2 separate regions of the Homo sapiens genome follow, and region 2 is linked to region 1. The links are chromatin loops, found by intact Hi-C in ENCODE. Cell type or tissue: Calu3. All regions are shown on one strand. Each heading gives the region's core, and the rest is flanking DNA. Links, peaks and the distances in the headings are about the cores only. Region 1 has its middle 68 kb from the start of EPAS1. Region 2 overlaps PRKCE (protein kinase C epsilon).

Region 1 (16,063 bases), core at 3,955-11,954:
GAGATTTCCTGGGCTGCTTTTTTAGATGTATGTTTGTTCAATGCACAAAGGTGCCTGGCTTAGCCGGGGTGGGGTGAACGGAGGATAAAGTTCACCCCCACCTCTATTTCCCAAGCTTTGCATCTTAATTTGGGGCTGTGCCTGCTAGGAGGAAAACACTCTTTTTCTCTGCACAAAAGCATCATTTGCTCATCAAGCCATTCAGCCACAGATCTGCATCTACCCAACGGTACCTGTTTCTAATTTGCACAGATGCCCAATGGGCTAGTGATGGCCCTGCATCTGCCCTGTTCACACTGAATTCCTAGCAGTTAGCACCATGTCTGGTAGGTGTTCAAGAAATATTTGCTGAATGAATTGAAGGTATATCTAGAGGGTAGACCCAAATGCATACACAGAGATACCCACGATACACACACGCGCACACACACACACACACACACACACACACACGGAAACCCTCATGAAATCATGAGGACAGAGGGGACCTGGGGAAGGGTGTGGGGTGAGGAGAAGTGCAGGCAGAGGGGAGCTGAGTGCCAAAGCTGGGCAGATCCTGAGTATTCAGAGAAACAGGGGAGGGTGCTCAAGCAGGGAGGACACAGGAGCAACAGGAGGAAAGGCATAGAGGACCCAAAGTCCAGGAGGGGCTCCAGGAAACATCCTTTGTGTACACACCACACTTTACACTCTGCAATCAACTTTTCATAGCTCATTTTACATTTGACAGAATAAGGGGCAGAGGAGAAATGACAAGCCTCAAGTCACACGGCCAGGAAGTGGCAGCCTCTCCTGCCTGTGCCCACTAAGAATGCACAACTGTGCTGGGGACACCTGTGTGTGTTAGGCTGCAGAGAACCTTGAATACCAGGCTAAGACTTTTGCATTGAGGAATGATTTTGAAGCCTTTGTGGACATCCCACCCTCACTTCACAAAACAATCACCATGCTTCCAGATGCTTAGAGACTAAGATGCCTCATTTCCATTTAACAGATAACAAATCTTAGACTGCTTTATAAAAAACAGATGTTTCAACCTACACAGACAGAGAGATGCACATGAGACATGAAGTGGGACACACAGACACACAGCAGACACACAGAGATGCCCAGAGAGCTGCATGGTTCAACATAGCCTCCCCTGTAATCACAGAGAGACCTCCACTTGCACCCTATAGCACAGACTAGTGTGCAGATATAGAGGCCCACAGACCAACCCACACACAGCATGGCAGGGGGCCCTTTGTTTTGAGGTTGGGGTGGGTTGTCTGTCCTTCTGCCTCATGCTTTGGCACAGCACGTGTCCATGAGAAGCCCAGACCAGTGGTCAGCAAGCCAGGCCCTTGGCCCTGAGCTCCCTTAGGTGAATCAGAGCCCTTCTCCACTACGTGGTGTTCTTCAAGCAATCCCTGGGGCTGAATTTCAAGTCTTTCTTCTCTGCCAAGTCCTTCTCGCATTTTGGTATTATCTGAGCCTCTGAGCTCAGAGGTGTTCACCCTGGGAGGTAGGTCTCATTATCTCCATTGGCAGGGGATGAAGACAGGCCCTGGCCAACCAAGGTCAAGTGACAAGCTAGAAGGCCTTCTCTCTCAAAGGCAGGACATTTCTCCCTGCTCCCTGCTCTCCTTTCTCCCCATACCCATTTCTCCCTAAGACTTGCAGAAATACCCCAAAGACATGAGGGCTAAGTCTATGGTGGCTGGAGAATTCGCAGACAAAGGAGCCAGACACAGCGGTCACCACGGGAGCTGAGAAGAGCAGATGAGGCAGCTCAGGATTGGGAGGGGCACTATGGAGACCAGCCCCTATCAGGTCTGAGCATTCTGGGGTACAAAATCTGATTGGCACCCATGCGCATTAGTTTGTATAAGGCCAGGAGTGAGCTCGGTGCTGGCTATGCCACTGCAGGTGAGACTGAAGTTAGATATAAAGGACTTTCTGTCTCAGAAGCTGAGATGCAATACTCCGTGGATCCAAGAAGAGGAGGCAGCAGCCATGATTCTGAAATGTACTAGGACAGACCAGCTCAGAGGGTGGGACCTGCGGGTGTCATCCACTTCTCTGGGTCTCAAAACCTTTTGGTAGAAATAGTTACAAGTAGCATATGCACAGCACATCGTTGTTTCCAAACTGCTGTCAGCTATAGTTCATTCTTTTTTTCTTTGAGATAGGGGTCTTGCTCTGTTGCCCAGGCTAGAGTGCAGTGGTGCCATCTAGGGTCTCACTCTAACCTTGAGCCCCTAGGCCCAAGTGATCCTCCTGCCTCAGCCTCCCAACTAGCTGGGACCACAGTCATGCAACACCACATTCAGCTAATTTTTTAAATTTTTTGTAGAGATAAGGTCTTGCTATATTGCCCAGGCTGGTCTTGAACTCCTGGACTCAAGCCATCCTCCTGCCTTAGCCTCTCAAAGTGCTGGGATTACAGGTATGAGCCACTGTGCCCGGCCTAAAGTTTATTTTTATCTATTACCGTATTCATCTGGGAGGAAGACTGGTACAGTACACAAGAGCATGAGTTTGCAGTGGCTCCCTAGGGTTAAACACTAACTCTATGGTGTGCTGTTTGAACTGAGGCAAATCTTTTAATTCCTCTGAGCCCATTTTCTCATTTGTAGAATGGGGATAAACAATAGTCCCCATTCCCTTACTTGGGGGTTAAAAGGAAGTTGGTAGCCTAGTACCTGGCACCCAAAGAGAGTTCAGTGTATGTTAGCTATTTGTGTTATGTAATTAATAGATTGATGCCTTGCCTCCATCTACAGAAGAATAAAGTTGGCTGCAAAATGGGCTTTAATCCTCCTAGCATCCCTGGGGGTGACCATCACCTCCACAGTGTATAGCTAAGGAACCTGAGCCTTGGAAAGATCCAGTGCCTTTTCCCAACCACACAGGGCAAACCCAGGACCCCTGCCCAGCCTCCGACTTCAAGTCCTGGGCTCTTTCCCTGGACCTTTTATAAATGCCACTGTCTTGTCATGCAGTCCCTGGTGTAGCCCTGGAGTAGGGATACCTGGAAGAAAGGTGGGAGGAGGTCAGGACCCCTTAGCTTCAGGAGGACTGAGTACCATGTGGCTGTCTCTATACTTAAGTGGCATAGTATGTGATGTCTTGTCTGAAGAAGATCTTTTTTAAATTTTAAACCTTAATACTGGTTTAGGTATACATATATATATGTATATATATATATATAAATATATATAAAAATCAGATACTGATTGAAAACGGAGAGGGTTGAGTAGAAAGGGGTGTGAGGGACATTTTGGGGAGATGAACTATTCTATAACTTGGATGATAGTTGCACCCAAATTGTCAAACATTATCAATTGACATGTACATTTTATTGTATGTTTATCAAATGATATCATTTTAATATAATATCAATTATATAGAAAAAATAGGCCAGATGTAGTGGCACACACCTATAATCCCACCACTTTGGGAGGCTGAGGTGGGCGGATCACTTGAGTTCAGGAGTTTGAAACCAGCCTGGACAACATGGTGAAACCCTGTGTCTACAACAAATACAAAAAATTATCTGGGCATGATGGTGTGTGCCTGTAGTCCCAGCTACTCAGAGGCTGAGGTGAGGGGATCACCTAAGCCCAGGAGGTTGAAGCTGCAGTAAGCCATGATTGCACTTTCCAGTCTGGGAGACAGAGTGAGACCCTGTCTCAAAAAAAAAAAAAAAAAAATTTAAGTTGCAATCCCAGCACTTTGGGAGGCCAAGGAGGGCAGATCACAAGGTCAGGAGTTCAAGACCAGCCTGGCCAACATAGTGAAACCCCATCTCTACTAAAAATACAAAAAATAAATTAGCCTGGCATGGTGGTGGGAGCCTGTAGTTCCAGCTACTTGGGAGGCTGAGGCAGGAGAATTGCTTGAACCTGAGAGGCAGAGGTTGCAGTGCGCTGAGATCGTGCCACTGCACTCCAGCCTGGGTGACAGAGTGAGACTCCATCTCAAAAAAAAAAAAAAAAAAAGTTTAAGCCTGCCTTTGGGGCCTTTTTCAGCTCAATAGGAGGCTGAACTCCTGAACTCCCTCTGCAGCTCTGTGTATGGCAGTCCTGGGGGCTTGTAGGAACCCTGAATGGAGGCTTCATCTGCCATCAGGAGTGTACACCCTTACACACACAAGCACACATATGCACACACACAAAGCCAGATGGAGGGAAACAGAGGAACAGGGCAGAGGAGCTGCAGAACACTAGCAGCTGAGCCCCCAAGGTATATTTGAGTCTCCTGTTTACCCGTAGAGCTGGGCACTATGGAGGGCTCCAGCAGAATGTGAGGTGGGGGTGGGAATGGAGAGGAATGTGTCCTAGGCTGCAGCTGGAGTGAACTGGCCGTCACCCCAACTTCACTGTCCCGGGCCATGTTCCGGGACTCCCCCTCCTGGGAGCCCTCCAGAAACCCTGCTGGGCTGAATTGGCTCTCTGTCTAGGACCAGGGCATTCATCCACGAATTGAGATGCTGGAGCTGAGTCAGAGGATGGGCAAACTTCAAGGACGTGAGGGAGAGCACGCTGGAGCTGTCCACGCCTCCCACCCCACCCAGTCCACAGCAGCAGCCCAGCCACATCCCAGGCTGCCCTGGCAGACCCTCCATGCAGAGCCCTGACCACACAGGTTCCTGGGTGGCCCACCCTGCCCCCACAGCCAGGTGGCCACTGGGACAGAGGCAGGACCCTAGACCTGACTGAGGAGGAGCTGGTGCAGGGTGAAATGGGGGTGGAGGGGCAGTATTTGAGCCCCCAGCATTTAAAAATCCGTTATTAGTGTTTAAAACATTTAAAAGATGCATCTAAGAAAATAGAGAATTAATTTTGGGATCATCTGTTGTGCTGATTTTTCCAGATCATTTATTCATTTATCTAACAAAATATTGAACTGAAAGCCTATTATGCAGGGCTCTGTATTAGGCACTTGGACTCTCTATACAAAGATGTATAAAATAGTCTCCACTTCCATGATGTTTACAGCCCAATTAAGGAGATAGATCAGTAACAACTCACAATAATAACAGAAAGAAGGGGCCCTGTGCAGTGGTTCACGCCTGTAATCCCAGCACTTTCAGGAGGCTGAGGCGGGTGGATCACATGAGGTCAGGAATTCAAGACTAGCCCGACCAAAACGGTGAAACCCCATCTCTACTAAAAATTCAAAGATTAGTCAGGCGTAGTGGTGGGTACCTGTAATCCCAGCTACTTGGGAGGCTGAAGCAGGAGAATTACCTGAACCTGGGAGGTGGAGGTTGCAGTGAGCTGAGATCGAGCCACTGCACTCCAGCCTGGGCAACAGAGGGAGATTACATCTCAATAATAATAATAACAGAAAGAAGGAAATCAGTGCTAACAAAAGGTTATAAGCACTAGCAACACGGGCCCAGAGTGAGGGGTTCATTCTAGCTGGAGGGGTTTAGGGAAGGCTTCCTGGGAGGGAAAGGGAAGGAGGGGCAGCACTTATCTGAGCTTGAAAGCTAAGTGTACCTGGTGAGAGGAATGGCATAAGCAAAGACTGTGTGGGCTCAGCAGCTGGACCTCTGGGGACGGTGCCTTGGAGCCTGGCTGATGAACGGGGTAGGCCAGGTCTTGGAACACCTGCCCATTCACCCCAGAACAAGAAGACCAGCTTCAGAAACCACGTGACCCCACCTCCTAGCTCTCAGTTGATTAGGTCAGCCTGGGTACCTCTGTTTTCCTTTGCGGCCAGGCAAGAACATTCGGCCCAAAGGAATATTGGCACTAATTGGATCAATAGATCCTTCCCCTGGGGGATTGTAAGTGGAGACATAGAAAAAGACAGGTAGCTGGCTGGTGTTGAGAGTAGAAGGAAAAAAGCAAAGAGAGCAGCAGAGGGCTGTGTGTCCTTCTGTGAGAGTAGAGCACAGAGCTGAGGAGGTAACAGGGTGGCCCTACCTCTGAGCCCCTCATCTGTACCCCAGTCTCCACAAGCCCTGACCCTGCTCTTCTCCTTGCTCTTTCTTGGTGGCGCTTCCTGGCCTTTGCCTAGCCACAGTGTTGACTAGGTCTAGCCACACGGTTGACTTCCCTGTGCATCCTCACCTGGCCTCCCCAACTCACTGCAGAAAGCAACTTGGTCTTTACAGTTAGCTCCATAAGGAACCAACGCCTTGAAGGGCAGGCTGGGAGCTGGAGTTCTAGTTCATGGCTAGTGGGATACTTAGAAAATTTCTGAGCCGTTTAGGAATGTCTCTGGCAGCAGAATGGAGAAGGGGATAGAGCAGAGCCAGCCTGGGGTTAGGACAGTGGTCAGGAGGAGCTCCCGGGCCCCAGAGGAGAGGATCTGAAGGGGAATTGGGACAGCAGCTGTGGGGTGTGTCACATAAGAGGAAACCAAATAGCCAATCAACAGGTGAAAAGGTGCTTCACAGGCCCAGTTCTAATATCTGTGAGGCTCAGAGCCCCTAAGTCTAGTGATAGCCCAATTCACATCTTAATATTTCAAAATTATTGAGTTAACAATCATTAAGTAAAGTACATTCTATCCTTCTAATTTTGCAAATACACATTCATTATGACCTGGAAGGCCAGGTTGAAATTCAGAACATTCGGTTCCTGGGAGTTCCATGCCTGAATGTGGTGGTTCAGGAAAAGCAGGTCCCCAGCCCCCAGCCTCCATCCCACCCGCCTTTACTTCCTGTCCCCAGCAACATCCTGTCCTGCAGAGGACCTCACACTCATGCCAGGGGACACTCCAGCTTACATGTCCAAGCTCCACCCTCCCCCCAGCAAACTACTGCCCCATGGCTGCTCTCCAAACTGGAGATGATGGGGATGCTTGTTACCACTTACCCTAAGAAACAGGCCTGGGGGAGCAGCCCATGCAACCTGGTTTGGGAACATCTGGGCAAGGAATTCCAGAGTCCTGAGCACCAGCTTCATCCCTGACTAACTGGATAACTCAACCTCCATGAGCCTCAGTTTGGTCACCTCTAAAGACTCCATAAAATGTCCTCTACTAGGTTACAATATTATGAGGTAAAAACATTACATAACTCTAAGTCCAGATGTTAGCCCAGTGCATTTAACTGGGCTGCGTGCTAACCTGACAGCTTGACCCAGGCTGCGGGATGTCACCAGGTATAGGGGTCAAGCTGAGACAGGGCTGGGCTCCAGTGGAACCCTCCTGCTGCCCTGCTGGGGAAGGGGAGGAAGTGGCTAACCAGCACCAGCCACAGCCCCAGGGCCAGGTGAGCAGGAGCCTTGACTCTGTCCCCTGGGCCTCCTCTGGCCTCAGAGCGATCCCTGCCTTGGCGGGGAGGCCTGCCTGGGCACTCGGAGCTCTGGCACCACCCTGAGTTGGGTAACAGTATTCCTGCCTCGCAGCTGTGTCTGCCCACTGGGCTGGCTTGCAGCTTGGGGAGGCTGGTGTGTGTGCCAGAAACAGGGAGACCTATTTTTGCCCCAGCCACAGGCCCATGGCCAGAAAAAAAGTTAAATAAAGATGATTTTGTTTTTTCTTGGTGTATAGAGTGCAACTCACTTACTTTTTAACAGACAAGATCAAAGGATCTCTTCAGTAAGAATAATGAATCGTAAATGAATGCAGGTCTACAATGAGACCAGCAAAATGGGGAACTAGAAGGGAGGAAAAGGGGAGGGAGAGAGAGTGAGGGAGAGCTGGAGGGAGAAAGACAGGTGGATAGAGACAGGAAAAACTGGAGTGAGAAAGAAAATCCAGTATCAATAAGCATCAATACCCTGAAGGGGTGATGAGAAAGAGAGAGACAGATACCAAGAGAGACAGACGGATGGAAAAAGAACAAAGACTCAGTGGGGTTTTCGGACTGCAGCAAAGGAGGTGGTGAGATGACGCATATTCGGATGTGACTTCATCCTGGTTAACCATTATTCAAGCTCTTCAATTGTTGCACTCTACGAACCCACAGGGAGTCCATTCTCAGTGAACTAACACAAGCAGGCCATAGCAGAGGAAGCTATTCCATTACCACAAGTGCTGTCTCAAGCCAAGGGGGCACATTTACCTGGAACATCCCTGTCATGTCCTTGAATGAGGGCAGGGGAAGGGTTAACCTGCAGCAGACTCTGGTAGACAGCTTCCATCCCACCTAGTGGTGAGGATAATCAGAGAAGGAAAGAAATCTCCTTCCATATAGCTTTTCAGAACAGCAGGGTCCCAGCTCCAGCCAGGGAAGGCTGCGCACCCGGGCCCAGTGAACTTGAACCAATTGTTTCACAAGATGAGATCTGACAAGCACCAGGGAGACAGCCCTACCCCAAAATATCTTTCCCACTGCCTGTCAGGACTTTGGCCTCCATTGCAAGGTAACAACCTCAGTCAGGGTAGGAGTCAGGAAGCCCAGCGGGGAGTCCCCAGCAGAGCTTTCCATGCCCGGATTCCCCATCTTAAGTGGGGATAACATTCCTTTCCTGCTCATTTCCCAGGGCGGTTATGAGAACCAGTTTGTCAATGGATATGCAAGATCATGGCTTGAGTTTGAATCCTGGCTCTGGTATAACTGGCTGGGTGGTGATTCTCGTCCTATGTTCTGCCACCTATAATAAGAAAAAAACAAGGTTGTTGTGATAATGAAGAAAAGTAATGTTTGTAATGATCTGGTACCAGCTGGTGGCCATAGAAATTACTTAGGTATTGGCCAGGCATGGTGGCTAACACTTGTAATCCCAGCACTTTGGGAGGCCTAGGCAGGAGGATCACTTGAGCCCAGGAGTTTGAGACCAGCCTGGGAAACATGATGAGACCCTGTCTCTATTAAAAAAAAAAAAAAAAGCCAGGTGTGGTGGCACACCTGTAGTTCCGCCTATTCTGGAGGCTGAGGTGCAAGGATTGCCTGAGCCCGGGAGGTCAAGGCTGCAGTGAGCTGTGATCATAGCACTGCACTCTAACTTGAGTAAAAGAGTGAGGTTCAAAAAAAATTACTTAGGTACTTTCCCTAAAAGTAAATCTATTTAGCTAAAATTATTGGTATTTCTGTGTATAGAGAACCATCTCACCCTCTGGACCCAAATGCATCTATTCTGGAGGGAAGCACACACCTAACCTGTCATTAACATCTTTTTCAAACATTTTCCAATAGGATAGGTAGCTGAGAGCAAGTTTCTGATGGTCTGCTATCTCACAGCAGAGGTAAGACTTGATAAAGAAAGAGGGGTGAGAAATTGCTCCACAGTTGGGGCACTGCCTGGGTTCCACCCAGCAATCAATCAATTCTCTGCCTGGTAAATTCTCACATGTTCTTGAAGACTCGATCCAGGTGTCACTTGTCAGTGATGCCTTCTCTAGTCAGACATTTTGACTCCTGTGAGTCCCACCAGTCTTTGTCTATAACCATTATATTGTATTTCTCACGTTTTACTGTAATTGCCTCTCCTATCAAACTGTGAGTTCTTTGAGAACGGGGACTGCATCATATTCAATTCTGCCTCACCAGTCCCTGCTTGGTCCAGAAAGGCACTCAAGGTCTACTGAATAAATACCCAGGCGTGTCTCTCTGCTGGGAGGACCAGAAATATTTAACCTGTGAGAGGATACTTCTAGCTATCAAAATAAAAGTTCTTTCATGTGCATGCTTTCACAGATTACAAATTTATATACCTGTTGCCTCATTTGCTTTTCACAGTAGTCCCACAGGGTAGATAGGAAAGGCGCTGTATCCCATACGACAGCTAAGAAGAACTAAGAGAGGCCGAAGGGTTTGCTCAAGGTCACCCACCTACTGAGTAGCCGAGCCAGGACTGGCACCCAGGTGTCTTGAATTCTAGTCCAAGACAAATCTGCTGAAGGCTTGCTGGGTCAGGAAAGTACAGGTCAGTGGGGAATATTATTTTCTAGGTTTTTTCTTTGAGCCAAAGAATTATATAACTTTTAAAGAAAGCTTGTTCTGAAAAAAAAGTCCAATAGGCAAAACATACAAAACATATGACAGCAGACTGTTACATTATTTTGTAAGTTCAAATTTATTACATTTAATCATGATTAAGTTGATCAATGAGAACAGCAAAACTGTTGTAAATCACACAGAAAAATGTAAAGTTCGATGTGCATGACCTCTGCAGCCAAGTGAGCTTTATTATCCAATGCATTTTTATTTGGAATCATAATCATTGTTTAGTTTTACAGCTTGCATTAGGAACAGTAGCTAAGAACTTTCTATTGACCATCCAGTAGGTGCCAGATCATTACAAATGACTTGTCTTCATTTGTCACACATGCAGACTCATAACTATAAATACTATTAACATTTTTTTTTCTGAATTAAGATATCTTGTCCCCTTTTCAACATGAGCACGTGCAGAACAGCCACTCTTAATGATGCACCTAGTAATCTGTGGGAAGAACGTATCATTTGTTTAGCAAGTTCTGTACTGAGAGACGTTTGTATTATTTTCCACTGAGTATCTTCAAACATACTGCATACTTCCATGAGTTTATCTGTAGTATAAAACCCCAGAAGAGGGGTTACTCAAAGAGCAGGTGAATTATACATTTTCATAGATATTCCAAATTAGCCTTCAGTGAAGTCTTTCCCAATTCACACTCTCATATACTGTGTATGAGGCTGCCATTCTGTCCTCACCATTACCAATGACGAGTACATTATTTTTTTATTTGATGCCAATATGTTACAAAATATCATATCACTTTAATTGGCATTTCTTTTATTATGAATGAGATGGAGTATTTTTTCATGTGACTACGGATGATTATATACCTATTTTCTGTGATGTCTATTTATATCCCTTGCGTATTTTTCTCTTTGAATATTAAGGGGGTTTCCACACCGACTACTCCTCCGGTTACCAATGGGTTCCACACTGACTACTCCTCTGGTTACCAATGATCTACATCTTGTCACCTTTAATGAACCATTCTCTGTTCTTATCTTCTTGATTATTCATCAGTGTTCAAAACAACTGACTACTCCCTGCTTTTCCGTTATTTTTCTCAAGTTTAATTGTTTTTGGTTTATTTTGATGAAAATTTATACAAACATAGTTGAAAGAATAGGCCAGTTTTATGAGGTTTATTAAGAAAATTAGCACAAATTTTGCCATACCCTTCATTAATTCCTGCTCCCCAGAGGCAACCAATTTCAGCAACTATAGTTGATTCATTTGGTATTTAATTCCACATCTCTAAATAACATGCTTATATTGCTATTTATTGATTTTTCAGTTCAAGATAGTACCTATTGATTTCCCACTATGGAAAATGAAGATTTAGCTGTCTTTTAATCCCTGGTCTGCACCACCACATACATGCATACTTTTCATTCCTCTGCCCTCTCAGTATAATTATATTATGATTTTTCACTAGATCAGTATTCTGTGTTCACATTTTTATGACTTTGTAAATGCCAGTTGCAGCAGAGATATATAGTAAACTTTGGTTGTGTTACCTTTCCTGCACAGTTTATTGTTTTGTCTGGAATTAATGCTTATTTTTCCATTGCCTTCCTTTTTGAAGAATTTATCACTAAGTTCACTATCTGAAGTAGTTCAACTTTAAACTCTTCCCCACTTGTGTAAATCTCTCAGTGTGTTTAAACACATTAGGTGTTCTATCAATTTAACCTTGAAACAATCTCCTGAATCTTCTGCCCTTTTAAAGTCCGTTCTGTTTGCCCTCTGCACTTGGCACATAGCTGTTGTCTTGGGAAATCCTTTCTTCATCATTCTGGGGATTTCCTTCTCCTCTTCCTTGTATTGAATCCCTTGTTTCCTGAATCCTCTGTTTTCCCAAGGTTTCTGAGAAAGGGTGTGTGGGAGATAATTTTTTTAACTTGCATATCTTAAAGTGTCTTTATTCTACACTAAAACTTAATTGATAGTTTGACTTGGGTATTAAATTATAGGTTTAAAGTAATTTTTCCCAGAATTTTAAATATATTGCTTTAGGATATGTCTTCATTTATTCTATTTGACATTATATATTATGTCTTACAATGTTGCCTTTGAGGAGTATGTAGCTATTTTTTTCTTTATTTCTTTTTAGACATGGGTTCTTTCTGTGTTGCCCAGGCTGGCCTCAAACTCTTAGCCTCAAGTGATCCTCTGCTTCAACCTCCCAAATAGTTGGGACTACATGGGCACACCACTGCATCCACTCCTATGAAGCCATTTTGATTCTAAACATTTGGTATGTGACATCCTTTTTTTCCTTCCTAGAATCTTGTGAAATTTTCTCTTGACTTTCAGTGTTCTGAAATTTCATGCTGTTGTTCGTTGGAGTAGAGTCTATTTTAATCCACCGCAGTAGAAACTTCATGCTCTTCTCATATAGGAAATTTTCTTCTATTATTTCTTTGATTATTTTTGCCCCTTTACAATGATCCTGGCCTCCTGCTATGCATGCTGTTGTGTACTCCCTTTCAACATTAAAAGGGAGGACCTGTGTGACCAGTAGGATATTGTGAAAGTGACAATGGATGACATCAATGGGTAGTCATAAAAGACCTTTCACCTTTTTTCTTGGTCTCTTGGATTACTCTCTCTGGGAAAAGCTAGCTGTCATGTCATGAAGATACTCAAGTGACCCTGTGGAGAGATTCACATAGTGAGAAATTGAGAAAGAACATAAACCTGCTAGTCACATGAGTGTGCTGCCTTGGAGCAAATTCTCCAGCTACAGCCAGTCTTAAGAAGACTGCAGCCCTGGCCAACATCCAGCTGAACCTCATGAGAAACCTTGAGGCAGACCATTCAGCTGAGTCACTCTTGAACTCGTGGCCACAGGAACTGAAAGAGATATAAATGTTTACAATTTTTTAAGCCACTAAGTTTTGAGGTAATTTGTCACCCCAAATAGATCATTAATATATACTCTTTTTCTGTAACCTCTAATTATTGGGTGTTAGATCTCCTGAACTAGATCTCTGATTTTCTAATTGTTTTACTCCTATTTATTATCTCAATGTCTCTTCATTCAATTTTTCTGGAGGTTTCCTCATCTTTATCTTTAAATCCTTCTATTTAAGATCATGATGAAGTAGTCAGCATCAGAATAACCTGCTTGCTACACACACACACACACACACACACACACACACACACACACAGAAAAAACACTAAAATATTAAGAAAAGGTAACAACCAATTTTTTTTTTTTTACTGAAAACATGCATGTCTTTAATTAAAGCAGAGGAATATCACTTTCTTCTGAAAAGCACTGTTCTTTTTTTTAAATTAGACTTTAAGTTCTAGGGTACATGTGCACAACGTGCAGGTTTGTTACATATGTATACATGTGCCATGTTGGTGTGCTGCACCCATTAACTCACCATTTACATTAGGTATATCTCCTATCCCTCCCCCCTCCCCCCACCCCACGACAGGCCCTGGTGTGAGATGTTCCCCATCCTGTGTCCAAGTGTTGTCATTGTTCAATTCCCACCTATGAGTGAGAACATGCGGTGTTTGGTTTTCTGTCCTTGCGATAGTTTGCTGAGAATGATGGTTTCCAGCTTCATCCATGTCCCTACAAAGGACATTAACTCATCCTTTTTTATGGCTGCATAGTATTCCATGGTGTATATGTGCCACATTTTCTTAATCCAGTCTATCACTGATGGACATTTGGGTTGGTTCCAAGTCTTTGCTATTGTGAATAGTGCCGCAATAAACGTGTGCATGTGTCTTTTTTTTTTATGTCTGTCACATCCAGTTTTATTCAACAAGCATTTACAAAACATCTTCAATGTATCAGGCACTACTAGATGCTAGGCATACATAGATGAACAAAACATATCTTGCCTTTAAAACCTCCTCTTGGAGCTCACAGTTTGGTAAGGGAGATAGACTAATTACAGTAGAACATGGAAGGGCAATAATACTATATTATCAGTGTTGTATAGGGTATAAGGTGGTTTCAAAGAGGAAGTGGTTAACTCAGTGAAGGTTTTGAGGAACAGTCAAGTTTTGTGGGTTTTTTTTTAATTAAACATTTTGTTTTAAGATAATTGTAGAATCACATGCATTGCAAGAAGTAATACAGAGAGATTCCATATACCGTTTGCATAGTTTCCCCAGTGGTAACATTTTACAAACATATAGTACAATATCACAACCAGAATATTGACATTCATACGGTCAAGATACAGAACACTTCCATCGCCACAACGATCCCTCCTGTTGCCTTTTTTGCACAGTATTCCCCCAACCCTATCCACACCTTCACTTTCTGCAGTTTAACTTATCCATGGTCAACCACAGTCTGAAAACTTTATGCATTTTGAGAGAGAAAGAGACCACAATTGCATAACTTTTATGGTCTTTATAGCAACGTGATTTATAATCCTTTGGGTATATACCCAGTAATGGGATGGCTGGGTCAAATGGTATTTTCTAGTTCTAGATCCTTGAGGAATCGCCACACTGTCTTCCACAAGGGTTGAACTAGTTTACAGTCCCTCCGACAGTGTAAAAGTGTTCCTATTTCTCCACATCCTCTCCAGCACCTGTTGTTTCCTGACTTTTTAATGATCGCCATTCTAACTGGTGTGAGATGGTATCTCATTGTGGTTTTGATTTTCATTTCCCTGATGGCCATTGATGATGAGCATTTTTTCATGTGCCTATTGGCTGCATAAATGTCTTCTTTTGAGAAGTGTCTGTTCATATCCTTCACTACTTTTTCGTGGAGTTGTTTGATTTTTTCTTGTAAATTTGTTTAAGTTCTTTGTGGATTCTGGATATTAGCCCTTTGTCAGATGGGTAGATTGTAAAAATTTTCTCCCATTTTGTATGTTGCCTGTTCACTCTGATAGTAGTTTCTTTTGCTGTGCAGAAGCTCTTTAGATTAATCAGATCCATTTGTCAATTTTGGCTTTTGTTGCCATTGCTTTTTGTGTTTTAGTCATGAAGTCCTTGCCCATGCCTATGTCCTGAATGGTATTGCCTAGGTTTTCTTCTAGGGTTTTTATGGTTTTAGGTCTAACATGTAAGTCTTTAATCCATCTTGAATTAATTTTTGTATAAGGTGTAAGGAAGGGATCCTGTTTCAGCTTTCTACATATGGCTAGCCAGTTTTCCCAGCACCATTTATTAAATAGGGAATCCTTTCCCCATTGCTTGTTTTTGTCAGGTTTGTCAAAGATCAGATGGTTGTAGATGTGTGGTATTATTTCTGAGGGCTCTGTTCTGTTCCATTGGTCTATATCTCTGTTTTGGTGCCAGTACCATGCTGTTTTGGTTACTGTAGCCTTGTAGTATAGTTTGAAGTCAGGTAGTGTGATGCCTCCAGCTTTGTTCTTTTGGCTTAGGATTGTCTTGGCAATGTGGGCTCTTTTTTGGTTCCATATAAACTTTAAAGTTTTTTCCAATTCTGTGAAGAAAGTCATTTGTAGCTTGATGGGGAGGGCATTGAATCTATAAATTACCTTGGGCAGTATGGCCATTTTCACGATATTGATTCTTCCTACCCATGAGCATGGAATGTTCTTCCATTTGTTTGTGTCCTTTCTTATTTCCCTGAGCAGTGGTTTGTAGTTCTCCTTGAAGAGGTCCTTCACATCCCTTGTAAGTTGGATTCCTAGGTATTTTATTCTCTTTGAAGCAATTGTGAATGGGAGTTCACTCATGATTTGGCTCTCCTTTTGTTGGTTGTTGGTGTATAAGAATGCTTGTGATTTTTGCACATTGATTTTGTATCCTGAGACTTTGCTGAAGTTGCTTATCAGCTTAAGGAGATTTTGGGCTGAGACTAAGGGGTTTTCTAAAAATACAATCATGTCATCTGCAAACAGGGACAATTTGACTTCGTCTTTTCCTAATTGAATACCCTTTATTTCTTTCTCCTGCCTGATTGCCCTGGCCAGAACTTCCAAAACTAAGTTGAATAGGAGTGGTGAGAGAGGGCATCCCTGTCTCGTGCCAGTTTTCAAAGGGAATGCTTCCAGCTTTTGCCCATTCAGTATGATATTGGCTGTGGGTTTGTCATAAATAGCTCTTATTATTTTGAGATATGTACTATCTATACCTAGTTTATTGAGAGTTTTTAGCATGAAGGGCTGTTGAATTTTGTCGAAGGCCTTTTCTGCATCTATTGAGATAATCATGTG
Region 2 (16,063 bases), core at 4,463-12,462, 160 kb after region 1:
CCAGTTTCCAAGGCACCTCTATGCAGATGACTCACAAGCTCCGGACCACTCATCCAACTGCGGTTCTGACATCTCCATCCAGATGCCCCAAAGGCACTCAAGCCCAATATGTCCAAAATTGACTTCACGATCTACCCCAATGAACTAGTTCTCTAGGTCTCGGGGCAAAGCTTCACCCTTCAGAAACCTTAGTCATTTAATACCTCTCTCTCCCTCAGCCCTCACCAAGTCCTGTCATATTTACTTATCGTATCTTTGCATTTTGTACCTTTTTCCCTGTATACTTGTCCATTTCTCTCTCTCTCTACCACCATCATGCCCACCATTATGGCCCAAGCAACTATCATCCCTTGTCTAGATTCTTGCAGATGCCTTGCTTCTGATGCTCCCCACATTTATTGCAAATGCTGGTCACGCTCCAGGTAGAGGGACCTTGCCGAAACAGAAATCTGCTTGTAACCCACCCCGCTTCCTCCTCTAAGTCCACTGCTTAGTTTTTTTGAGAGTCTTGCTCTGTCACCCAGGCTGGAGTGTAATGGTGTGATCTTGGCTCACTGCAACCTCGCCTCCCAGGTTCAAGTGATTCTCCTGCCTCAGCCTCCCGAGTAGCTGGGAGTAAGGCAAATGCCACCATGCCCAGCTATTTTTTGTATTTTTAGTAGAGATGGGGTTTTGCCATGCTGCCCAGGCTGGTCTCAAACTCCTGACTTCAAGTGATCCACTCACCTTGGCCTCCCAGAATGCTGGGATTACAAGCATGAGCCACCGTGCCCAGCCTCTATAGCTTGATTCTATTAAAGTCTCCCTGTTACTCTAGGAATAAACGGAAAACTCTCTAATATGCTTCAAAGTCTGTGTGATCTTCTCAGTCTTCTCCTTTCCAGCTGTCGCTTGTTCCCTCTGCCCCAGGGCTTTACTCACACTGTTCTTTCTGCCTGGAACGTTTTCTTCTCTCCCCTCCTCACCCTTCAGATCTCAGCACAACCATCTTTTCTCCCAGGAAGCTGCCCCTGACTTCTCTGACAAGGTCAGATCCCCCTGTGACGTGCTACACTCTCTGTTGTAGCATTCAGCACAGCTGAGGTTTTATTTGTGTAATTAATTTATAACTTTCTCCCCTCCCCGCCGTAGTCTGTGTGCTTCATGAGGGCAGGAACTGTTGGTAACTCTGGCTTGCTGTTTTTTAAGGGAATTGAACTAACCTGAAAGAGAAGTTGTTATAATCTCTTTTAAAAGCAAACACCATGTGAATAGAAGAACAAAAAAGGTTAGGGGGCTATAAGAAGCAAAGAGTGATCTAAATATTTATATCTGCAGGCCAGGTGTGGTGGCTCATGCCTGTGATCCCAGCACTTTGGGAGGCTGAGGTGGCAGGATGGCTTGAGGCCTAAACAACATACCAAGACCCTGTCTATACAAAAAAATTAAAAAGTTAGCCAGGCATCGTGGTGCACGCCTGTAGTTCCAGCTACTTGGGAGGCTGAGGTGGGAGGGTTGCTTGAGCCCAGGAGGTGAAGGCTTCAGTGAGTTGTGATCGCACCACTGTGCTCCAGCCTGGGCAACACGGTGAAACCCTGCCTCTAAAAATGTGTGTGTGTGTGTGTGTGTGTGTGTGTGTATGCATAACTGCAAATTCTTACTGCTTAGTTAAGTTAGCTAGTTAAGCCAGCCTGCTGCCGTGAGCCTGTGTCTGCAGAACCTGGAGCTGGGTGCCCACTCTCACCATTTCAGAGGGTCTGTCTATATCAACACCCCAGTATTTGGTTATGGACTTGAGTGGTTCTTTTGTTCTTTGGATAGTTGTCTTCACTTCCCAGTGAGATGTTCAGCTCCTTGAGGAACACACTTATTCTTCCTAGCAATCCCAAGCAATACTAGCTCCAAACTCCATACCTGAGGAGGTGCTCAAACAAAATCTGCTCATCCAACCTTCACTCCAGGGAGCACCATGAGAGGAGGAATTTTTGTGGCTTTAGTTCCTTACTGTAGTCCAGCAACTAGAACTGAGCCAGGCATATAGTGGGTTCCTATTATGTCTGCGTCAAATGCCTGAGTTCTTGAACACCCACCATGGACATGGTTCAGATTGCTAGAAACTCAAAGGTAATCCAGAGTTGGTTTCCCCACATCATTTCTATTGTAAAACCTCATCTTGAGCTATTCTCACTTTAGCCCATTTTGAACTTTAGTTTTAACTTGTTTTCTACTCAACAAAGCTCCATGTTCATGACCCCAAAGCACGATCAACTCTTTTTTTACACATTAAGGGTGTTTTAAAGCAAGGTAAAATTTTCATTTCCCCTCACTCTACTGAGTCTGCATTGTTTCTGACCTCCAAATCTAACACATTTGAGAAGCATGTTTTGATGCAGGGTGAGAACCTCAAGTCATTCTGAGAACTGCTTAATTACGTAAATGAAATCAAAAGAAAGCTGGCAAACCCAGCAGCTACTCATTAATCCCCTCTTGGCATGGGTAGAAAACAAAACAAAACAAAACATCAACTTCCTGGTAAAGTAAGCAAATACGTTTTCTGAGGTAATCAAAGATTTTAAAAGCCTTATTCCACCTCCTCCTCCCTTAATCTCACCTGAATGTCTAAAAAGTTACGGTCTTGTGATAGCAAGTAAAATAATAAAATTAGGAAAGAGATTATGTGTCATGGCCATTTAGGGTAAGAATAGTTCATAATGACCTACTGGCTGGAAGAACCACATCGTGTGTTTGAAATTCCCATTGGGCTCCATTTTCCCAGAGCGTTAATCTTTCCTGTCTTTGAAGAGAAAACTAGGCCTGCCCTGTTTGCCTTTCAAGGTGTGACGGATAGCCAGAGGCTTCTCCTTAGCAGCAGTTAGGTTTCTTTGGACACACAGATTCTCCATCACCTGTCAGCTGTTTATACGTGCAAAGATTTTATAGCTCTTACATCGATTTCACATAAATGACCAACTAAAGACCAGGCTTGGAACAGCCCATACTTGATATGCTGGTGACAGCATGAGCAGTTTCTCCAATGTACCATATAAGGAAATTGTGGGTCCTAACTTCACACTCTGAAACATCTTCTCCCCTCCATGTCTATATCATCTAACCTATCAATTCAACAGGTCTTTCCTGGGGGCCCAGATTTTGGGTAGGTGGCTGGGGGATATAGAAGATGATATAAGCCATGGCTTATGTTTTTCAAGAGCTAGAAACTGAAGACAGGAAATCATGGAAAACAACACAAAATGCTGTATAATTATGTGCTAAACTCTCCTGTATCCAATCAGACTGTGAAGTCTATGCATCTGGATTGTATCTTAGCACCCCCTAGAGAATAATCATCGCTCATCCAGGCTTTATCACTTAGAGAAGATCATTACACAAAACAGTCCTATGGAAAGTCCTATATTTTCTTTTTTTTTTTTTTTTTGAGACAGAGTCTTGCTCTGTCACTCAGGCTGGAGTGCAGTGGCATGATCTCAGCTCACTGCAGTCTCCACCTTCGGGTTCAAGCAATTCTCCTGCCTCAGCCTCCCGGGTAGCTGGGACTACAGGCACACGCCACCACACCTTGCTAATTTTTGTATTTTTAGTAGAGATGCGGTTTCACCATGTTGGCCAGGATGGTTTTGATCTCCTGACCTCGTGATCCACTTGCTTCGGCCTCCCAAAGTGCCGGGATTACAGGCGTGAGCGACCGTGCCCGGCCAGAAACTCCTATATTTTCTATAGTACAACTGGTGTGTGAAACTGACCACTGCTATAGGAATTTGTTTCAGATAAAGCTGAACTGGGGCAAAGACTACACTTGAGTAAAATCTTGAACAATGTGAGTGGGAGGAGGAGAAGGCCTGGCAAATTAGAAGCACAACCTTGAAGGGCAGAGGTAAGCAGAGACGAAAATCACATGTGGGAATGAGGAAGGTAGGTGTGAGCTCAGTAAAAAAACTGTCATTTAGGAAACAGTGCATAGATCCAGGACATAGGTAGGAAGGAGACAGAAAAGTGCTTCTGAGAACATAGGTGGGAAGTAAAGAACCCTAAAATCTTATTTTTTTTTTTTTTCAAGACAGGGTCCTGCTCTGTCACCCAGGCTATAGTGCAGTGGCATGATCATAGCTCACTGCAGCCTTGAACTCCTGGGCTCAAATGACCCTCCCACTTCAGCCTTCTGAGTAGTTGAGACTACACGCATGTGCCACCATGTCCAGCTAATTTTTTTTTTTTTTTTTTTAGAGACAAGAGTCTTGCTATGTTGCCCGGGTTGGTTTTGAACTCCTGACTCCTGGCCTCAAGTGATCCTCCTGCCTCAGCCTCTTATAGTGCTGGGATTGCAGGTATAAGACACCACGTCCGGCCCCTGGAAGTTTCTGGAGTTGTAAAATGGCATCAAGTTGATTTTAAGGAAAACTCTTCTGGAAGCAGAGTTCAAGGTGGATTGGAAGAAGGCAGCCTGAAGTTATTCTCTCTTCCCCATTTCCATTGTCCAAAATGTTTTATTGTCTTTGAAAAAGATAAACAAGCAATCCTCATTCCTCACTACTACACTTCCTTGGTAGAAACACAATAAATATACAGCCACTTTGGAGAACTTCACCAAATCAAATTTATTTCCCCATTTCTGAATGTTAAGCCACAAAGAAAGTACAACCATCATTAGAATAAATGAAAACAGTAAATAATGATGAGTGGGACTTTCCAGCTCTAAAGTAGACAGACTATGTGTGAACTACAGGCAGAGCCTTGTCTAGTCAGTGTCCCAGAACTTCCAACTCTGTATTTCTAGAAGGTCAGTGTGGGTAATAGAAAGAAGGATTTTTTTTTCTTACTGGGGACTTGCCTGTCAATTCATACAGAATGAAAGAGTCTCATCTGAGTAATAATTATTTTTAGTGATGTCAATGTTCCTATGTAATAATAACAAAAATAACCACCTTAATGATGTTTAAAAAGTCATTTTCACATGTTTTCAGCCCTTATTCTACTAGGCCTTCACCCCCTGCTAACTCCCATTGTTCAAAGCCATACACAAGTATGTAATAACCTTCTTGTGGTCTTTCTCCAAATTCAGAGTTATCACAATCAAACTCCTATAGCAAAGGCCAATTCCATCCACACCAGTTGTAAGATGGAATATATAAAATAGGTTTTCACATGATTAGTTCTTTTCTTTTTCCTTTTCTTTCTAAATGCAATGCTGTATATTTATTATTTTCTTTTTTTAAAACTACTTTTTGAGGTCTGGTTGACATACAGAAAGCTGTACATATTTCATGTATACAACTTGATAAGCTTGGAGATGAGTATACACCCATGAAACCATCACCACAATCTATTCCATAAACACATCCATCTCCTCCCAAAGTTCCTGTCCATTCTTTTTATTATTATTATTATTATTTTGGGTGTGCGCGTGCGTGTGTGTGTGTGTGTGTGTGCACGAGAAAGAGACAGAGAGAAAACATAAAATCTGCAGTCTTAGCAAATGTTTAAGTATACAATACAGTATTGTGAAATTGGCACTATGCTGCCCAGCAAATCACTAGGACTTATCATCATCCTTCATAACTGAAACTTTGTGCCTTTTGGTGAACACCTCCCCGATTCCCCCTCCACCAGCCTCTGGAAACCACCAACCTATTCTACTCTCTGCTTCTATGAGTTCGACTATTTTAGATTCATCAGGTGAGTAGTATCACGTAGTATTTATCCTTCTGTGTCTGGGTTATTTCACTTAGCATAATATCCTCCTGTTTCATTCACATTGTTCCAAATTTCTTTCTTTTTTTAAGGTTAAATAATATTCCATTGCCTGTAGACATGGTTCTTTCTTATAATGATTGTCTATAAGCCAGAGAGGGTAGAGTCCATCCCACTTTTGGTAAAAGGGGAGATGCCTTTTTTTTGGAGAAAAGCCTTAATTCAATCACAGTTGGCCAAATGGTAAAAACTCCACTCTATAGTCTGCTGGTTGAGAAAGTAAAAATTTCATTCACATATATCTGATATTTGTTCCCAGTTGCTTAAAACTATGATTATTTGACTTAAACAGGATACCCCAAGTTTAGAGTGACCTAAAGCTGCGCCAAACTGACTCACCCAATAAAACTCAAATAAACATTTCCTGCCTCTAATTAGAGTTGCTTATCCCAGGGAATGACCTCAAATTACCGCCACCCTGTCCCACTCACTTCCATCTGTGTGTGAAAGCCACGGGAAAGAAGAAAAGTTTTGGTCCAATAGATCAGAGAACACTTTCCTTTTCCAGGGGTCATCAACATCTTAGGAAAAAGAAGTTTTTATCACATGATATGACAGCACAAATGGAGCAGCCCCCAGCTAGGCTACATCTCGTTAATGCTGACCACCAGAGCGATCTCCTGCCACGAACAATAGCAGCATCTAAAGTTAAGCAGGAATGGTGTGTTGTTAGTTTCCTCTTTGAAAATGACAGAATCAGGAGGGTTTTAGAAGGGGAACCCAGCCAATAGAAAGCACAGTGGTACTGTTTTGCAGAGACTCTTTCTTTTCCTCCATTGCATGACCAGCATCAATGTCCAGGCTGAATCATCACTTTCCAGTATGCTGGCTTCCTCCTGGTTTCGCCCCACTGGTTGCTTTCTCTATCAATTGCCATTCGTGGGGCATGGCTTCTGGCTACTGTCCTCTGTCCCTGGCTGTTCACCTGGACTTCAGAAAAGCTGGACGGCTTCAGGAACCTTTGCTTCAGGCCTCTACCCAATGCTGTGTCCTGATCATCTTGCAGAAGTTTTACGCTCCAGTCTGCCCATTCTGGCCAAGAGGATGCCTTAGTCAAATCCCTTTTTGATTCTATCAATAATTTATCTATTTATTTAGAGACAGGGCCTCACTCTGTTGCCCAGGCTGGAGTGCAGTGGCTTGATTTTGGCTCACTGCAGCCTTGGCCTCCCAGGCTCAAGCAGTCCTCTCACCTCAGTCTCCTGAGTAGCTGGGACTACAGGTGGATGCGACCATGCCTGCCTAATTTTTCATATTTTTTTGTAGAGAGAGGGTTTTGTTATGTTGCCCAGGCCCAGGCTGGTCTCAAACTCCTAGACTCAAGCAATCTGCCCACCTTGGCCTCCCAAAATGCTGGGATTACAGGTGTGAGCCACCACATCCAGCCAAGAAATAACTTAAATAGAAATCAAACAACAGGTTGCTCACTGGCACCTGTTGCCACCAGTAGCCAGCTGTTTGCGGCCGAAGTTTAGGACCTATGAAATATTTCTTATAAGATTTTTGAGCGGGCCGGGCACGGTGGCTCACGCCTGTAATCCCAGCACTTTGGGAGGCCGAGGTGGGCGGATCACGAGGAGATTAAGACCATCCTGGCTAATACGGTGAAACCCTGTCTGTACTAAAAAATACAAAAAGTTAGCCGGGCGTGGTGGTGCGTGCCTACAGTCCCAGCTACTCGGGAGGCTCAGGCAGGAGAACGGCGTGAAACCAGGAGGCGGAGCTTGCAGTGAGCCGAGATCACGCCACTGCACTCCAGCCTGGGCGACAGGGCGAGACTCCGTCTCAAAACAAGAAAAAGAAAAAGATTTTTGAGCATAGAAATGAAAGTATTCTTGTTCTAATCCAATTTCCCCAACCCAGCCAAAGCCCACATAATGCCTTGCCCTCTACCAATGCTCTTCTTGTGAGCTCAGGCGATTCCCCACGATCTGGTGTAGGGACTGCATGAGACTCTGCCTGTTTCCCACATTTACACCTTCCTGTGTCCCAGGCAGGACATAGGTGGCTAACAGCTGGTGCTCAAAACACCCCTTGTAGATCCCCATCTGTCCAGGCTCAGTGCACGTGCAGCTCAGTAAAGAAGAACTCAAAGCGTCTCCCTGGTCTCCAACCACTGATGCTGGAGCTGGGCCTCACACAGAACCTACGCAGCCCTCGTGGCTGCCACTCTGATTCCAGAAACTCAAGAGTCACCTTATCAGTTCCTGTACCAACAGAAAAAGCAAAACCTACAGAGGTCATGCTGGAGTTCTGATTTCCAGGAGGCTCAAGTACTGAATACTGCAGTAAATAAAACCTGCAGTCCTGGGGTAGGTCAATCCTTGAACCATTTCATTGTGGCTCCTCCTGCTGCTATTGTTGTTGTTGCTGCTGTTTTTTCTATCCGTGTTTTTCTTTTTTTTTTTTTTTTTTTGGTTGTTGTTGTTTGTTTGTTTGTTTGCTTGCTTAATTCTACTTAGAAAGAAATCTCGCTGACTAACCAGGGGATTAGAACATGCCCACATCGATATTAAAATGACCAGCCGATTCAGGGAAAAACAATCAAGGCAACTTTTTTCAATCTCATGTATATAAAACCACCAACCTGTTTACTGACTCCTTCACTTTACAACCAGCTGTCAAGACACAATGATTCTTTTCTTACCCTTTTCTTTCCTAAGAATATGCAAAGTTCTTGTGACTGTTTTAAAGATAAGCAAATCAGGCCAGGAAGCTGACCCCCCAATAAACAGGCACATCAATATTTCCCTTCAATTGTGGGAAGGAACCATAACCTGCTTAGATGGAAATATTTAGGTTGCTCACACTACACAAAGAGAGGGAAAAAAAGCTGCCCCCTCTTACCTTTCCTGCTTGAGTATAGCAGCCAGGACTGATCCTACCTCTAAGAGATGACACGTGAGAGCATCTGTTCAGCTTGCAGACCTGATGATACGTGCATAGCGTGGTCTGTGCAGCAGTTACTCAGGTATCCAGTGAAACAGTATTTCTCCACTTGGAATACTGGAAGGACGGTGTCTCTCTTCCATCCCCAGATGTATTCATTTACCAGGACGTGACTCATGCCTGGTAAATTCAACCACACTGACATTTTCCCTTCCTGATCTGCCACGGAGATTTCTGTCTGCATCAGTTTGGGTCCCTGATTAGTCTCAGAACAGTCTTCAGTTGAAGCAGGACAGAGCCTGGAATGCAGGAAGCAACCGCTCCTGCTGCTCCTGTTGGGTTCTGCTGGTCAGACCACACGGTCAGTGTGGTGTCAGACACTGTGCACTACACTGAACGCTGACTGAGGGCAAACAGGAGGGCGAGGAGAAGCCAGGACCTCCGAGAAGCAGCTGAGGGAAGTGCAACAGCCAGCCCCAGTAAATCCAGTGTTAGAGGAGACTGGCAGTCTGAACTGAATGAATGGGCAAATAAGTATCAGACAAAGGACAAACTGAAGAGAAACTCTTAAAATATTTGAAGGATTTCCACATTGGAAGGAGATTTGGTCTGTGTCACTGCAAAGGGTCAAACTAAGCCCAGTGGGTAGAAGTTACAGCAAGGTTCCTTTGATTACACTAGAAGAAAAACCTCTAGTAACTCCAATCCTCTGTGCAACATCGGACCCGTGCTGCCTTGTTCTACAATGAGTTCCTTCCAACCTGGGGGATGCTGGCCTCGGCTGGATGTTCACTTTTGCAAGGCTGTGAACAGAAATACTCTTTGTTCACTGAGAGGCTGGACCAGATGAGCTGGTGGACGTTTAGAACCCCTTGGTAGCATTTTAAAGCATCCAGATTTCCAGGCCCCTCTATCAGAGCTTCTGATTCTGGGGTGGGCCCTGGGAATGTGCATTTATTTTTGAATTCCCCAGGTACTTCCTACTGATGAGTGGGGTTTGGGAACCAGCAGATTAGGCAGCTGCTGGGGTGCCTTCTAACATGAACATTTGGTGATTCTACTGCATTTTTCTCTGATAATTTCATGTGTTGGTAAATCTAACTAAAGAGTCATTTCTTGGACCAGTGGCTTTTAGTCTTCTATCCCAGCACACTGATGGACAAAGTGCACCCCCATCAAAACCATGGCTTCCTACAAGAGGTATCTCATGGAGTTCCCAGGGCCATGTCTCCTGTATCTGACCATGTCTCTACAATGCCTAACACCATACTGGGCTTATGTGAGCCACTCCAGGAATGCCTAGCATTTAAAGCATTTACTGTTTAGTTGATACTATGCTGTGTTGGGTTTTCATAACTGTAGGGTCATATGAAATCAAATTGAGGACCTGAAGGTCCCGACCGTGTTTAGATAGCTGTGGTTTCACTCCATAATTGCATTTCTTGTCCCACTTGGCTGACTTTTAGTCTTATAGACATGTTGTTGGATTCATATGCATGGCTGCCCAGAACCAAGTAAACCATTTCATGATGGCAAGAAAGCGTGGTTGACATCTCCACTCTGCTAAATCCCCTTTCATGTTCTGACTGCTTTAATAAAGCCGAAATTAAAATGTGCTAATCCGGGGGAAACTGGAAACTTGGAAATAATACACTAACGTAAACATACAACTCAATCCCATGGATTCTGAACACTTGATCACATTGTTTTAAATCTTAAGTGGCACAGCTGGTGGCTGAAGGCACGCTGAAGAGGATTTCCATACCACTTCACTAATACTTTCATTTGATGACAGATAAAGCGTGAAAGGGTTTTTTAAATTATTAAATTCTTTGATCTCCATATTTCCATTCAGATTTACTCTGAACACTGAGCAGTGTGGTGAGATAAACTTATAAATATTTGCTATAATAGCGCGGGGTCTTCTGTGAAGAATTGTTGAACCATTGTTGTGCTGTCGGAGGAAGGTGCTGAATTCCCGCGTGTGTTTAAAATACACGAGCGCAGACTCCAGTCTACACCCTGTAGTCCGCATTAAGCAGGCATAGGTAGCTGTAGGAGTGGAACAAAAGCAGCCTGTGTTTAATCTGTTCACAAATCTTTTGTTCCTAAATACTTGGAAAGGTGGTTAGACCAAGTAAGGGAGAGATTCAGGACTGGGTGGAAGCTTTGATTTAGACTGATGGCTGACAATGCAGATAGGAGGCTGGTCTCTCTAAACACATAAATTCGTTATCTAAACAGAGTGGGTAATGTCACAAATGCCTGGGAACCTAACTGAAACAGTTCATGATTTGACTGTAGTCAGTCCCTGTTTGGGCACTCCTTCCATGGACGTTTTTAAAGTTTCCTATAGCTTTCCTCATCCTTCATTCTCATTGGTGTGGTATAGGGGTCCAAACTTGGCCTTGGAATCCTGACTGCCTGGGTTAAAATCCTAGCTCAGCTGCGTGAACAAGCTGCATGAACTTGGACAAAAGGAAATGCTGGTTTCCCTATTTGTAAAATCGAGATTCAATAGTAGCTACTTCATGGAAAACTAAAATAAGGTGTCTTTATTGTAGCTGCCTACCCCTTAAAAATTGCTCAGGAAAATATTAGTTCTGATTTTTCATTCACTAGTCTTCATTCAGTAGCAGCCTATGGCTCCATGATAAACAAATTTCAAATCAGCTGACTAGTACATATTTATAGAGGACTTCAAAAAGGCTACAATCTCTTTGGAGAGATGAGAAACTCCAATGAAATACGTTAACATTATTCGATGGTATTTTATTATTTGGAAGTTTCCATAGAAGAGTGGAGATTTAGGGGGAAGGTGTCAAAATGAGTAGGGTGTGGGTTTTCTGGGTGCAGGAAAGCCATGAGGACATGGGCATCTCTACGCATTTGGTTTACTTAAGAGAACAGTGATGAGACCTAGCTGTTTGGAGCAAACCATCTCCATCTTGGCCTTTTTGTTTGCTTAGAAAATGATAATCTAAGGCAAATGAGAGGACATAATTAACAAGTAAAGAGTAATCATGGCTATCATTTATTGAGCACCTCCTATATGTCAAATATAAGCTACTTTTCCATTGATGCAAGAATTATGAAAGCAAATGTTAACATCCACATTTGACACAAAGATACAGAGGCTCAGAGGAGTTGACTTGCCCAAGGCCATGGAACTAGTAAGTAGCACAGCCAGAATTTGACCCCGTGTCTGTCCCAAAGCCAGGGGCTCTTTCTGTTACTCCAGGAGTCACCCTCACCATCATTCAATAGAGCTGTCAATAAAATGCCACCTTTGTTTTTGTTTTTGTTTTTTTTTTGAGACGGAGTCTTGCTCTGTCGCTAAGGCTGGAGTGCAGTGGCATGATCTCAGCTCACTGCAACCTCCACCTCCAGGGTTCAAGCGATTCTCCTGCCTCAGCCTCCTGAAAAGCTGGGACTACAGGTGCATGTCACCACACCTGGCTAATTTTTTGTATTTTTAGTAGAGACAGGATTTCACCATGTTGGCCAGGATGGTCTTGATCTCCTGACCTCGTGATCCACCCTCCTTGGCCTCCACAAGTGCTGGGATTACAGGCATGCGCCACCGCGCCCAGCCATAAAATGCCATTTTTTTATACATCAAAAATGAAGGTGCTTGAGGCTAACATTCAAAAATGTGTATTGAGGGTCCACACAGGAAGCCTGTGCTCTGGTTATATTTATAGAGGTGGTCTCAAGTCTCTAGAACACAAAGTCTCTGCTACCTCGTGAAGGAACACAACAGTTCTCCCTGTGACCAAAGGACCCTTGCCTTCTTTAGAGTCAACCTAGAGTCCAGGTGAATACAATGTCATGTCTTTCATACAGTGGGCTGCTTTGTAGCAAACTCCACCATCTGGACGTCACTGTAAATCAGTAAGAGAGAAGAGGTCCTCTGAGCAGGAAAAGAAACACTAGCACCAGGACCCACGTGCTACTCAACAGCAGAAGTGAACACCATGTGTGAATCTGTCGGCTAGGTACCACTTTGTGGTTCTATCAGTAAAATTCAGGTTAGGATTTCAACCTTAAGAAAATTCCATTCTTCCCAGCTTAGGAAATAAGGGAATAGGTGACCGCTAGAATTGCCCCAAAATTGCCAATCTGGAACTATTTAAAGCAGGAATAGCAATCCTAACATCTTATAGCCCTTCTTATAGCCAACTGTTACACCAAAGTTGCCAAGAAAAACTAAAATAAGATTCAAAAATCTTTTTACCAAGACTTTAAAATTTGTGCTAATTTTATTATAACAGTGATGCTATTGCTATGAATGATTATGCAATGATTTAGTTTGGAAATTTTTTCCATCAAAGTGGTATACTGATTTATAAGGGCCCATATAAACTGTGTAACATGGAAACCTGAATTTCCTGATAAGTGCTAGATAAATGAATGGAATCAAAATACAGGAAACTGATTTTTTAAATGGTTAGAAAACATATGAATGACTTTTATGTTCTAAACTCTAAGTACCCTATAGTTGTTCTTATTGTTGATTGGAGTATTTTTTTTTGCAAAGTATATACTTTAAAAAATCCTTACTTACAGAAACATATTTTAGACGCATACCATATCAGAATCCAGAAAAGGCCTACTGACAGCCTTCAGAAACCACTTCAGAGAACAGTCATGTAATTTCAACTTCAATAGTTAGTGACTGGCAATTTGGAGATATTTCACTTTCCAGGTGGTGAGCAACAGGTAAGTGAGAATACAGCAGAGGCTACCACGTAAAAGAAAGTCTCTGAAATGCCCTGGTCTGTCTGCTCACTAGAAGACATGCCACTTCTCCTCTTCAAAGCATCTTCAATGATTCTTCAAAGCATCTCCATTGTCATTTGGAACCAAGCCCCAGTTCTAAGCAGCAGTGCTTTCCACACTTGAGCATGCAGAAGAATCAACTGGACAGTTTTTATAGCATAATTCCTGGACTCCACACCCAAATATTCTGATTCTGCAGGTCTAAGTTGGGACCGGAAATCCTGCATTTCTAAGAGGCTCCCAGGTAATGCAATGCTGCTAGTCTAGGGATCACCCTTGGAGTCACAAGGACCACAGCTCCTGTCGTCTGGTGGTAATCTAAATTTCAATCTGGTATCTCACAAGTCCCTACTTGAGCTGATCTCTTTTAATATCACAACCACTTCTTGCTCTTGGTTACTTCTGAGGCATTTGGGCAACTGCTCCAAGTCTCTCCCGTCTACATGCCAGGCATTTCCTATCCTCCTGCTCATTGGTGATGCCTTTGCAAATGAAGACAGCCCTTGGAGAATTCTTCTGCTTCTGAATTCACGGCAATCCTTAAACTACACATCTGATGATTGATCTTATTCTGTATGTGACAACCTTCTACCATTGCCTTATATTGTTACATCAGAGAGAGTTTTTTAAAGTTGGTATTATTTTTCTACCCTTCTTCAACTGGTCTTTCTCAGTCCTCATGAGTAGGAATTATACCTTGCACCTAATGGTACACCAATAAATAATGACTGATTAATTAGATATATCAATTAATATATTTAATATCATTTTGGTTCTGCTCTGCTATGATTGTCTGAACTACCAAGGTGGGTGAGCACCATTACTCTAGAAAACCTAATTCAACACTGTTTTATTGTCTTGTTTCCCAGGGCAGCTCCTGAAGTCTCTTTCTGAATCCTTTACTGGACCTAACAGAGTAGGCATGCTCGTAAGTTAGATAGCCTATGACTCAAGTGGCTCACCAAAATAGATTATTTTTTTCATCCTGGATACAGACCAGCTAAGGTTTATACTAATTCATGACCCTCTGTTAAGAATCTCAAAGGGAGATTCTACCCACTGATAATGTAAAAGTGCAGACAAACCCCCAGTCTCTCTCTGAACAATGAAAACGAAAGATGTTTCCATTGCCTTCTGACTAATCCCTTCGCGAGTGATATAATCAGTAAGCCAGTAAGGAAACCCTGCCTTCAACGAGAGTATGATGTAAAAAATGTGCATTCTCTTGCAATACTGACCCATGAACAATCTAATGCCAGGAAACCCACAACAAATGCCTGGAATACCGGCATTCCAGATTCACATGACTTTTACTGTACCCCTACCTTGCGTTATATTCTTGGTCTGTAGCGTTAGGAGAGTTAGCTAAGTAGTTATTACCAAGTTGTCTAGCTTGATAAGGATGGGCAAGCCCTCCACTGTAGACCCCCAGGCTCTGCTTTAAACTAACGGGAAGTTTTATGCGTTAATTTCATGAATGCCATTCAATGTTCAGCAGATACATTGTGAGCATCTACTAGATGCAAGCAGCGTTCCTGCAACACATAAAGTGCTCATTCTTCTTTTGCTCAGAACTCTAAGATGTGTCCACCCTTGAAATTACACATGGTGTTTCATTTTGCACCACGTAGGCTGGGCCCAAACCTGAATACGCACCAAACATGTGGAAGAGACGAGAAAGACTGCAGGGAGCAAAGGCCAGGCCACAGCATAAAACTCACTGCCTTCGGCTAACAGGTACTCCTGTCACCTCTGCCTTCCAGGTAGCGCCAAAACTGCCTCTCAGATGTCACCTCAGGCTGTTTATTGTGACTCTGAACCACTACTTTAAGTACCATTCTTTTCCTATTAATCCAAACTGTTTAAATAAAATTATTTTGATGGATGAAGACTCAGTATATATAATGCACGTCATTCATTTGGCACTTGTTCAAATAGGATATGGTGATATCTTGTATAGGACCAGGCTGAACATTTATCTGTAGAAAGGAATGCATTGCTTGGCCAATTAATAGCCAATGCAAAGGTAGATAATGTTTTAAATAATTTAAGAATAGAAAGAAATTTTTGGCACAGCAGTAACAACTACCTATTTAGCAAATGTGCTGGTTAAAATGATCCTTATCTTTTTATCATGTCAGGCTCTTCAGAACTTCTACCTGACAACAATTTTATTAGCCGTTCTAGTTCCTGTCCATGCACAGAAGTAATACAATGTCATCACTTTGAACATATTCCATATTACTCAGATTAACCACCAGTTCAAATGGTTCAAATGAGTTTCCTTTACCACGTATCTATGGAGAAGATAAAACTCTGCCAACTTAGTTAAAAAAGAAGCAATGATAAGAATCATTCTTTGGGGTTGACTTCCCACCACCCCAAAGACACAGCTCACCACAGAACTAACTCTTCTCCTCCTGTCTGTGAAGCCCAGGACATAGTTCCCACGTACTTATAACCAAGGGTCAGCCAGTGACAACAGTTGCCTGTAGCCTAAGAGCACAGCGAGAAACTTCTGTCCTGCTCTGATCATCTAAATGGAAAATTTACGAGATATACAGACAAATCAGTTCACAGACTATGCCCCAAGCACTAGAAATAACTTATTTCTACAATGTATTTGTACAAAATGTTCTGGATAATA

Evidence for each region. A loop is a pair of places that touch in the nucleus more often than their neighbours do. Peaks named below come from ENCODE experiments on the same cell type or tissue, not always from the same donor. Only the 100,000 strongest peaks of a DNase experiment are listed, where the experiment ranks them.
Region 2: it touches region 1 in a loop (2.5-fold over the local background); 6 of 110 quality-filtered maps call a loop at or near these places.

Annotation. Positions count from the first base shown.
Region 1 is chr2:46,221,516-46,237,578 of GRCh38, reverse strand. No RefSeq gene overlaps it. Among named protein-coding and RNA genes, the nearest start is that of EPAS1, 68 kb to the left of the region's middle. RefSeq lists enhancers at 7,030-7,119, 7,695-8,679. In Calu3, for the core only: no CTCF peak of the experiment used is centred there; DNase peaks (open chromatin) are centred at 7,288 and 7,878.
Region 2 is chr2:46,066,528-46,082,590 of GRCh38, reverse strand. All of the region lies in intron 10 of PRKCE (protein kinase C epsilon), which reads right to left. Among named protein-coding and RNA genes, the nearest start is that of EPAS1, 220 kb to the left of the region's middle. RefSeq lists an enhancer at 14,078-15,277. In Calu3, for the core only: no CTCF peak of the experiment used is centred there; a DNase peak (open chromatin) is centred at 8,960.